2 separate regions of the Homo sapiens genome follow, and region 2 is linked to region 1. The links are chromatin loops, found by intact Hi-C in ENCODE. Cell type or tissue: HepG2. All regions are shown on one strand. Links, peaks and the distances in the headings refer to the core of each region. The heading gives the core; the rest is flanking DNA. Region 1 has its middle 31 kb from the start of ECRG4. Region 2 has its middle 150 kb from the start of NCK2.

What was found. Hi-C counts contacts between places; a loop is a spot of excess contacts. Peaks named below come from ENCODE experiments on the same cell type or tissue, not always from the same donor. Only the 100,000 strongest peaks of a DNase experiment are listed, where the experiment ranks them.
Region 2: it touches region 1 in a loop (9-fold over the local background); 1 of 110 quality-filtered maps calls a loop at or near these places.

What each region holds. Positions count from the first base shown.
Region 1 is chr2:106,032,405-106,037,903 of GRCh38, forward strand. No RefSeq gene overlaps it. Among named protein-coding and RNA genes, the nearest start is that of ECRG4, 31 kb to the right of the region's middle. In HepG2, for the core only: a CTCF peak has its summit at 5,039; a DNase peak (open chromatin) is centred at 2,137; H3K27me3 peaks cover 1,083 bases.
Region 2 is chr2:105,894,486-105,899,750 of GRCh38, forward strand. No RefSeq gene overlaps it. Among named protein-coding and RNA genes, the nearest start is that of NCK2, 150 kb to the left of the region's middle. In HepG2, for the core only: a CTCF peak has its summit at 2,481 (motif pointing right); a DNase peak (open chromatin) is centred at 2,486.

The sequences.
Region 1 (5,499 bases), core at 188-5,187:
GCTTCCAGCTGCATCCATGTCGCTGCAAAGGACACGTAAAATCTTATCTTTAAAAAAAAATGTCAGCTGGGCACGGTGGCTCATGCCTGTAATCCCAGCACTTTGGGAGGCAGAGGGGGGGTGGATCACCTGAGGTCAGGAGTTCGAGACCAGCCTGGCCAACATGCTGAAACCCCATCTCTACTAAAAATACAAAAAAATTAGCCAGGCATTGTGGCGGGCGCCTATAATCCCAGCTACTAAGGAGGCTGAGGCAGGAGAATTGCTTGAGCCCCGGAGGTGGAGGTTACAGTAAGCTGAGAACATGGGCCACTACACTCCAGCCTGGGCGTCAAGAGTGAAACTCCATCTCAAAGAAAAAAAAAAAGCAACATCAAATCCAGGGCCAGTGAAAAATTGTTTCCAAATTGGCCATGCTCCAATGTGGATTTTTAAAAGTGGAATGAACAACAATGGGACACAAGTATACATCTATTAGAATGGCGAAAATCCCAGAAGCTGACAATGGCAATTTCTGGTGAGGATATGGAGCAACAGGAAGTCTCATTCACTGCTGGTGGGAAAGAGAAATGGTACAGCCACTTTGGAAGACAGTCTGACAGTTTCTACAAAGCTAAGCATACTCTCACTATATAATGCAGCAATTGCACTCCAAAGTATTTACCCGACTGATGTGAAAACTTATATCTGCACAACAACTTGCACTCAAATGTTTATAGCAGCTTTATCGATGATTGCCAAAACATGGAAGTAACTGAGATGTCCTTTAACAGGTGAATGAATAAGCAATCTATGGTATATCCATACAATGGAATACTATTTAACAATTAAAAAGGAATGGACCCTCAGTCCAAACAACAATGTGGATGAATCTTGAATGCATATTGCTAAGTGAAAGGAGGCAGCATGAATAGACTGCATACTGTATGATTTCATTTTATGATATTCTAGTAAGGGAAGAGTTACAGAGATAGAAAACAGATTTATGTTCATCAGGGGATTGGGGAAGAAGAGGGGAGGAATAGGGAAAGCACCCAGAATTGTTTTACAGCCGTGAAATTATTTCATAAGGCACTGTAGTTGTGGAGACATGACACTATGAATTTATCAGTTGGGAGATTGGTAATCCCAGGATGGAATCCAGCCTGTGGCAAAACAATCTAACTGTATTACAATGTGGCATAACCTCACTGAAGGAGGCAGGAGAAAAGGTGATGATCTGAGTAACTTGGAAATGAGTGGAGCCTGCAGGACTAAAGACAAAAGAAACAATACAGAAGTACTATACTCCAGCTGATAAAGTTGTTTCTTATGTGCTTTGGGTTAACAATTTTGATACTTCTCTACATGTATACTTGGATTAAGACTATTAGTAAAAGATGATGGATGGTGGGAGGCAGGTTTCTCTCTATTGGAGTAAATGGTTACAGAAAGCCAAGGGAATGCCTAGAATGAACCATGTGGTTCTCTGTGTGAGACATTAGTCTAGACTCATGTTTAGCTTAACGTAGATACAGATCAATAATTATGGAAATAATTCTGGATATGTGTGCACACACAGGTAGACCCACCCTCATATATTTCCAAACTCTGTCTGCTGAAAGGGCCTAGAATCAATGAACCCTGGTAATGACAAGCTAACTCATCACCCTGATTTTGGTTTCTAATGCCATTAAAGGAACCAGAGCTCCTTGGAGAAATGGCTGAGTTTAAGACTGTGGTGGGAAATGCACCTGGAGATGAACTTGGAACCTCTTATAATCACAGAAGATAAGAAGGACCTCAGAAAACAAAAGCATGTGGCCGGGCGTGGTGGCTCAGGCCTGTAATCGCAGCACTTGGGAGGCCATGGCAGGTGGATCTCTTGAGGTCAGGAGTTCAAGACCAGCCTGACCAACATGGTGAAACTCTGTCTCTACTAAAAATACAAAAACATTAGCCGGGTATGGTGGGGGATGCCTGTAATCACAACTACTTGGGAGGCTGAGGTGGGAGAATCACCTGAACCCGGGAGGCAGAGGTTGCAGTGAGCTGAGGTTGCAGTGAGCTGAGATTGCGCCATTGCACTCCAGCCTGGAGTGGGTGACAGAGCAAGACTCCATCTCAAAACAAACAAACAAAACAAATAGAAAAACCCACAAAAGCCTGGGATTACATCAAAAGAACACAGGAGCCAACAGAAAGGGCTCCCAATGGCCAAACCCAGAACAATTTGAGCAACAAAGTAAATAATGTAATTTGGATTATAACCCAAAGTATAAAATAACAACAACAGTGTGTTTGTAGTTAGATAAATAAGGGATTGAATAGCTAAATACACAGGGTAGAATAGACAAAACTCCTATTCAGAATTTCAAATAATTTATGTAGATACTTGCTTCTCAAAGAGGTGGGACATAACTTCCCACAAGTAACTGTACGCTGAGCCTAGTGACTTCCTTCCAATGAGTACGGTGTGGAAAATGTCAGGGTTGAGACGGAGACTGCCTCAGCCAGGTCATGAAGACTAGCATCAACAGCGACAAGTCATGCTGATGTATGGACTCTTGATGTGATGCAGTGAGAATGGCATTTTACTTCTGAGATCTTCCTCCCAAAATCCTAACCCCAGTCTAATCATAAGAAACATGTCAGACAAAAGTAAATTGAAGGACCTTCTGCAAAATACCTGACCAGCACTCCTTAAAACTGGAGAGGTCACCAAAGACAAGCAAAGTCTAAGAAACTGTCAGAGCCAAGAGGAGCCAAAGGAGACACGACAACTTAATATAATATATCCTGGATGGGATCCTGGGACAGAAGACAGACATTATATAAAAACGAAGGGGGGGCTGGGCAAGTGGCTCATGCCTATAATCCCAGCACTTTGGGAGGCTGAGGCGGGCAGATCACTTGAGGTCAGGAGTTCGAGACTAGCCTGGCCAACATGGTGAAACCCCATCTCTACTAAAAATACAAAAATTAGCTGGGCATGGTGGCAGGCACCTGTAATCCCAGCTACTCAGGAGGCCGAGGCAGGAAAACTGCTTGAACCCAGGAGGCGAAGGTTGTAGTGAGCCAAGATCACACCATTGCACTCTAGGCTGGGCAACAGAGCGAGACTCCGTCTAAAAAACAAAACAAAACAAAAACGAAGGGAATCTGAGTAAAGCCTGGACTTAATTAATAATAACTACGCGTCAGTGTTAGTTCATTAATTGTGACAAATGTGCTATAGGAATGTAAGATATTAACAATAGGAGAAACTGGGTGTGGGGCTGTAAAAACTCTCTGTGTTTGCTTTGCAACTTCCTGTACATCTAAAACAATTTTAAAATATAAAGTTGATTTAAAGTGGAATGGATAAATATAGCTAACATTTATGCCAAGGTAAAGAAAAATTTTTTTCACCAGAAATTCTCTGAATTGTGTCAAAAATCTAACAATGAATTTGGAAGATGTGTTTGATGAGTGCTTCTGGAATCCAGGCTGAGCCTCCATGCTCCCTACTGCAAAAGGCGAAACCTCATCCCCTAGATATGAGATAAAAAGAAGGATATGTTTTGTACAGGATAAGTTTTGCTCATGAAAGGAATGCAAATAAGAATTGGGAGAGGGAAGGCCCAGGAAGTCAAGCGGAGAGTGGTAGGAAAATTGTGATGAGATGTGAGAAACCTTCCTTCTTCAGCAAAGCCTCCTTAATCAATCAAACTCTTGGTGGGTGTGAATTTTTAAAATTTTAATAGAAAACTGATGAAGAGGCTGAGTTTTGCATTGGGGTAAAGAAAGAGGAATTTAAGAAGTCAAAACTTTTAAGCCATTTTATTTAATAAAGACCTACAAGGATTGAAGTTTTTTGGGAATTAACAGAAATACTCAGTAGGGCAACTCAACCCTGGTCCTGGGATGGAGGATTTCAAGGCAATGGGACCTACCTGTCAAGGCGCAGAGAGGAACACCAGGTGACGTCTGGAGAGATGCTGATTTAAATTGTTGACTCAAACTGAAAATTATCTTAATAACAAAAAGTTGAGTGCTATCTCAGAACATTGGAGGGTTAGTTACTAAATCAAGAGCATCATGCTGAATCACTGCTACTGCTTCTCTCCCTCTTCCCCTACCCTCTGAAACCATGGTCAGACACTGGCAAAGTTGTGAAGCAGTCTAGGGTCATTTCTGGTTTTCTTTCCCCAGCCCACCTATTTTCAATGACCTTCTCCCTTCACTATCCTTTCAAACTCCATCTCTACAAGGTTTCTTGCATCTGTAAGTCATGAACACCATAATACCAACAGCTAAGTTCCAATGGCATTTGCCCTAAAAAACAAACTCAGGGGAAAGAAGCAAATCAAGTAATTTCTAAGGCTTTTAGGCTCTGTGGTTTTAACTTGCTCTGGGAAAGGTATTCTGAGTACGCTGTTGGTATTAAAATCATACATGATTTTCTCACTCATAAGTGGGAGCTGAACAGTGAGAACACATAGACACAGGGAGGGGAACATCACACACCAGGGCCTGTTGGGGGGTGGGGGCTAAGGGAGAGATAACATTAGGAGAAATACCTAATGTAGATAATGGGTTGATGGATGCAGCAAACCACCATGGCACGTGTGTATACCTATGTAACAAACCTGCACGTTCTGCATAATGTATCCCAGAACTTAAAGTATAATAATAATTTAAAAACTCATGCATGAATGCAACATTCCTCCAAGCGTGGCTCCTGGACCGAAAGCATCAACGTCACCCTGAAATGTGTTAGAAATGCCAAGTCTCAGGCCCTACCCCAGACTACATGAGTGACTTGAGGGCGGGCCTCGGAATCTGTGTCTTAGACTCTCCAGGTGATTCTGATGCTGTCCTAAGTTTCAGAAACACTGATTTTGTGAGTCCCAATTCTTCCCCACAAGGCCAAAGAGTGGGGTGGCTGTTGTGCACTGTGAGCAGCTCTGAAAGCTAATTGCAGGTAAGAATCACCTGGGAACTTAAAAAAAAAAAGCTTTCCTTGCTTGGGCCCCATCCCCAGAGGCTCTGATTTATGCACTACTTTTCAAAGGCCCCCCAGTGGTTAGAATCTGCAGCCAGCGCTGAGAACCCCTGCTCCAGGATCCAATCCCAGGCCTTATCTTTTCCTCCAAGGTCCCTTGCTCAAACTTGAGCTATGAAGGGCCAGCATCAGAATCCCCTGGAGGCCTTTTAAAACTACCTCAGGTCTCTGATCCAGGAGGTCTGGGGTAGAATCCAAAATTTGGCATTTCTAACAAGTTCCCAGGTGATGCAGAGGCTGTGGGTCCAGTGACTCCACTTTGAGAAGCATTGATGTAAGGTTCAGATCTGAGTGAACACTCAGATGTCTGCCTGTCAGCCCCACTGCCATCCGGCCTGCCCCCATGTATACATAGAGGGACTTTGAATGAGCAGCAGTTGGATTTGCTTGGAAATATGAAAAAGCTGGAAGGGCCTCCATGCACTTCCTCATGAACACGGGAGCCTGTCCCCTTCCAATCTCCACGTCGGCTC
Region 2 (5,265 bases), core at 1-5,000, 140 kb before region 1:
GGTCTGAACTTTGCTCTTTGGAAAATATTTGTTTAGAAATATGTTGCTGAACTCTTGGCAGCCAGCGCTCTCACACCATGTGTCCCCCACGACTAACTCTCGATTTGTCCTCTTGATCGGGAGCATTTATATTGATGTGCCAGGCCCTGGGGGTGCAGAGTCACATGACTTGGCATTTGTGCCCTCCTAGGCCAATCACGTATCAAGCGCTCCCTCTGCACCATGCACTGCGCCCCCATTTGTTCCTCATCACAGCCCCATGAGGTGGGACCTGCTATCATCCCCATTTTATAGATGGGGAAAGTGAGGTCTACAGGCAGTGCACCCAACATGTGGCTGCTGCATGGTGGAGCCAGGATGCACAGCCAAGGATCTGCACTAGCGCTGGACCCTTCCAACCCCAGCGTAGGAAGGTGTTCGGGAGAAGCGAGGTGTTGCACACTTACTCTGCCATGCGAGTTCCCTGTGAGGAAATTGTATCTTTTTGCTGCTGCCTTAGATTACAATAAATTAGAACTCTGGTGTCTTGTACCTGAGGTTGGTGGCACCCAGTCATTGTGAATAGACATTCAGGTGAGGGAGATCATTACATGAGACAGAATACATCCAGGGAAAAACCAGTCCCTCCAGACTCTTTCGGGTCTCACTAATGAGAATGACATTTTGACCTGATGCTGGAATCCCACTAAATATTGAGTGCCTGGACAGCTGAATGACTTTGATGTACACATAGCAATTCAGGTATAGCCGAGCAACTAAAGGACCAAAGACAGATGTACATTTTGGCTTCAGGAACTTACTTAAGGCTCATAGTTGTAGGTGACAGTTATTTTCAGTCTTGTCACATGCTGGCTTGTGGGCGTCCTCTGTCTGCCTGCAGGAGGTCAAGATTAGTATTTTTATATTAAGGAACCGGCACCCCAGGATGTCAGATGGACCACTGGAGGGTGAATTGATAGTCCCGTGATGAGCCACTAGTCAGAGTGGGAGGTCCAGGCAGGGTCCCCACGTCGCTTGGAGTGTGGCCACTGATGCTCTGGCCAGGCGGGCCAATGCCATCAATCTTCCTGGACAGATCTTGTTTTGCTGTTCTGTTGCCTCTTTGCACAGACAGCAAGGGACAATAAAGGTTAGTCATTCTGCACTCAGGTAACTTTGCTCACTTGTTTGTATCTAAATATGCCTTTTAGGTAAACATCGTGCCATCCTGCTGGCACGTAACCACCAAGACCGTCACGTATGGTTTATGGCCCAGTGCCATTAAATGATGTTTCTTGTGAGCTACAACTGGCCAACTTTTTTCCCAAACTGCATCACAAATTAAAATCTTCTAGTCTTTATAATGGCTGAAACCAATGTTTCCAAATCATTTTCAGTGCTAGTTCAACTGTGTCTTGCTTTCTATGTGCTAACCAGTTTACAATCTACTTTTCTACAATTCCTACTGCTCAACACCAGAATACCAAAGTAATTTCTTAAGACCAAAGTTCAGAACTGAAAGGATAGAAAAGTTTGAAAGTATTATTTAAATCTTACATTTCAATAAACATGAGTCTGGTTTTGGCCTTTTCTTACTAGAATGCAGCACTGTTTATTGTTGGCATCTGTGTCATTGATGTGGTTATTTCGTTTCTAACGTCTTGCCACATGCTGGCTGCTCTCCTGAGGAGCGGCATTGCAGGCTTTGGTTACCTGTTTAAGCCAGGCACGATGGCAGTGCCTAGCTGTCCTTACCGGCCCTGGGACTTCAAGCAAATTACTCAGCATCTCTGAATGTGTTTGCTCCCGAGTCAAATGGGGCTGCCCTGTTGAGGGTGCTTGTGCAAGTGCTACCTAACAGTGACAGATGCCTTTGGGGGTGGCCTGCGTGTGTCAAGGGATCTACTCAACATTTTTCTCACTTGGAACTAACTCATTGGTGCCCTGTTAGCCAGGGGCTTCCTCAGGGCCCCCCTGAAGAGCCGACTGCCTCAGACCGTCAGTGTGATCCTTCCCTAGCAGTCTTAGGGCCAATGCACCCCTGCTTCTTAAAGCTTAAGACTCCTCGAGTGTTGAAGGGAGGTTGCTTCAACAAACTGTTGAGCTGTCTTTCTTAAATTAGAAGCCCAAACCAAAAGCCACACTCAGCCATACTCAGCACTGGCCTTCTTACCTGCAGTGGTTGGTGAATTCACATCCCTAAAAATGATCCTCTTCAGGGTAGGAAGTATCTTTGTTTTCTCCTTAGGGGTTGGGAGCAGGGTGGGATGGTGGGAAAAAGAAGTCCATTAAACCAACCAGTATTCCACAAATGTTGGGATGTTCCCCGCAGGCTTCAAGTAGATGAGAGTAGAACCCAAAGTCAGGTCTAAACCCCCTCATGAGAACCTCCCGCTGGAACATTCTCAGCCCAAGTGACACAGTGGCTATTGAGCATTGGGCAAAAGTTCAGTAAGCCAACTAGTGTCCAGAAAACCTGTGTTCCCCCCTACCCCCAGCAGATGGCATTCCCACTGCTGAGGAAGCCGGCCGTTCCTGAGTGTAGCCCATTGGACCTCCAGCCATTAGGAAATGTGCTCCTTCTTGTGCTGTTCCTCAGACTCTGATTTGCAGGGCAACAGGGCAGTCATCTTTTTTTTTTTTTTTATAACTTGTAAGTTCAGGGGGACATGTACAGGTTTGTTAGGTAGGTAAACTTGTGTCATAGGGATTTGTTGTACGGACTATTTTGTTCCCCAGGTACTAAGCCTACTACCAATTATTTTTTCTAATCCCCTTCCTCTTCCCAGCCTCCACCTTCCAGTAGGCCCCAGTGTGTGTGGTTCCCCTCTGTGTCCATGTATTCTCATCATTTAGCTCCCACTTACAAGTGAGAACATGCTGTCTATGGTTTTCTGTTCCTGCATTAGTTTGCTAAGGATAATGGCCTCCAGCTCCATCCATGTCCCTGCAAAGGACATGATCTTGTTCTTTCTTATGGCTGCATAGTATTCCGTGGTGTGTATGTACCACATTTTCTTTTTCCAGTCTACAATTAGTGGGCACTTAGGTTGATACCATGTCTTTGCTATTGTGAATAATGCTGCAATGAACATATGTGTGCATGTATCTTTATGATACAGCAATTTATATTCCTTTGGATATTTACCTGCTAATAAGATTGCTGGGTTAAATGGTAGTTCTGTTTTTAGGTCTTTGAGGAATCACCACACTGCTTTTTGCAATGATTGAACTAATTTACATTCCCACTAACAGTGTAAAAGTGTTCCTTTTTCTCTGTGACCTCACCAGCATCTGTTCTTTTTTGACTTTTTAATAGTAGCCATTCTGACTGGTGTGGGATGGTATCTCATTGTGGTTTTGGTTTGCATTTCTCTAATGACCAGTGATGCTGAGCTTTTTTTCATGTTTGTTGGCCACATGTATGTCTTATTTTGAAAAGTGTCTGTTCATGTCTTTTGCCCACTTTTTATTGAGGTGGGTTTTTTTCTTGTAAATTTGTTTAAGTTCCTTATAGATACTGAATATTAGACCTTTGTCAGATGCAGAATTTGCGAAAATGTTCTGCCATTCTGTAGGTTGTCTGTTTACTCTGTGGATAGTTTCTTTTGCTGTGCAGAAGCTCTTTAGTTTATTTAGATCTCATTTGTCAACTTTTGCTTTAGTTGCAATTGCTTTTGGTATCTTTGTCATGAAATCCTTGCCTGTTCCTATGTCCAGAGTGGTATTGCCTAGGTTGTCTTCCAGAGTTTTTATAATTTTGGGTTTCACATGTTAAGTCTTTAATCCATCTTGAGTTGATTTTTGTATATGGTGTAAGGAAGGGATCCAGTTTCAATCTTCTTCACCAGCCAGCCGGTTATCCCAGCAGCATTTATTGAATAAGGAGTCCTTTCCCCATTGCTTGTCATTTGTCAACTTGGTCAAAAATCAGATGGTTGCATGTGTAGTGGCCTTATTCTTTGGCTCTCTATTCTGTTCCTCCATTGGTCTATATGTCTGGTTTTTTTTTTTACCAGTACCATGCTGTTTTGGTTACTGTAGCCCTGTAGTATAGTTTGAAGTCAGGTAGCATGATGCCTCCAGCTTTCTTCTTTTTGCTTAGGATTGCCTTGGCTATTTCAGCTCTTTTTTGGTTCCATATAAATTTTAAAATGTTTTTTTATAGTTCCGTAAATAATGTCAATGGCAGTTTAATAGGAACAACACTGAATCTATAAATTGCTTTGGGCAGTATGGCCATTTTAACAATATTGATTCTTCCTATCCAGGAGCATGAATTTTTTTTCCATTTGTTGGTGTCATTTCTTTAAGCAGTGTTTTGCAGGTCTTCTTGTAGAGCTCTTTCACCTCCCTGGTTAGCTGTATTCCTAGGTATTTTATTCTTTTTGTGGCAATTGTGAATGGGATTCTGTTGCTCATTTGGCTCTTGGCTTGACTGTTGTTGGTGTGTAAGAATGCTAGTGATTTTTGTATGTTGACTTTATAGAAGTTGTTTATAAGCTGAAGGATCTTTGCAGAAGTTGTTTATCAGCTGAAGGAGCTTTTGGGCTGAGACTATGGGTTTTTCTAGATATGGGGTCATGTCATCTGCAAACAGGGATAGTTTGACTTCTCTCTTCCTATTTGGATGCCCTTTATTTCTTTCTCTTGCCTGACTGCTCTGGCCAGAACTTTCAATACTATGTTAAATAGGAGAGAGGGCATCCTTGTCTTGTGCTAGTTTCCAAGGGCAATGCTTCCAGCTTTTGCCCATTCAATATGATATAGGCTGTCGGTTTGTCATAGATCACTTATTTTGAGGTATGTTCCCTCAATACCTCATTTATTGGGAGTTTTTAACATGAAGTTGTGTTAAATTTTATTGAAAGCCTTTTCTGCATCTATTGAGATAATTGTCTTTGGTCTTTAGTTCAGTTTATGTGATGAATCACATTTATTCATTTGCGTATGTTGAACCAACCTTGCATCCCAGGGATAAAGCCTACTTGATCATGGTGGATAAGTTTTTTGATGTGCTGTTGGATTTGGTTTGCCTGTATTTTGTTGAGGATTTTTGTGTCAATATTTATCAAGGATACTGGCCTAAAGTTTGCTTTTTTTGTTGTGTCTCTGCCAGGTTTTGGTATCAGGGTGATGCTGGCCTTATAGATGAGTTAGGAGTCCCTCCTACTCAATTTTTTAGAATGGTTTCAGTAGGAATGGGTACCAGCTCTTCTGTGTATGTCTGGTAGAATTCAGCTGTGAATCCATCTGGTCCTGGGCTTTTTTTGTTAGATAGGCTAT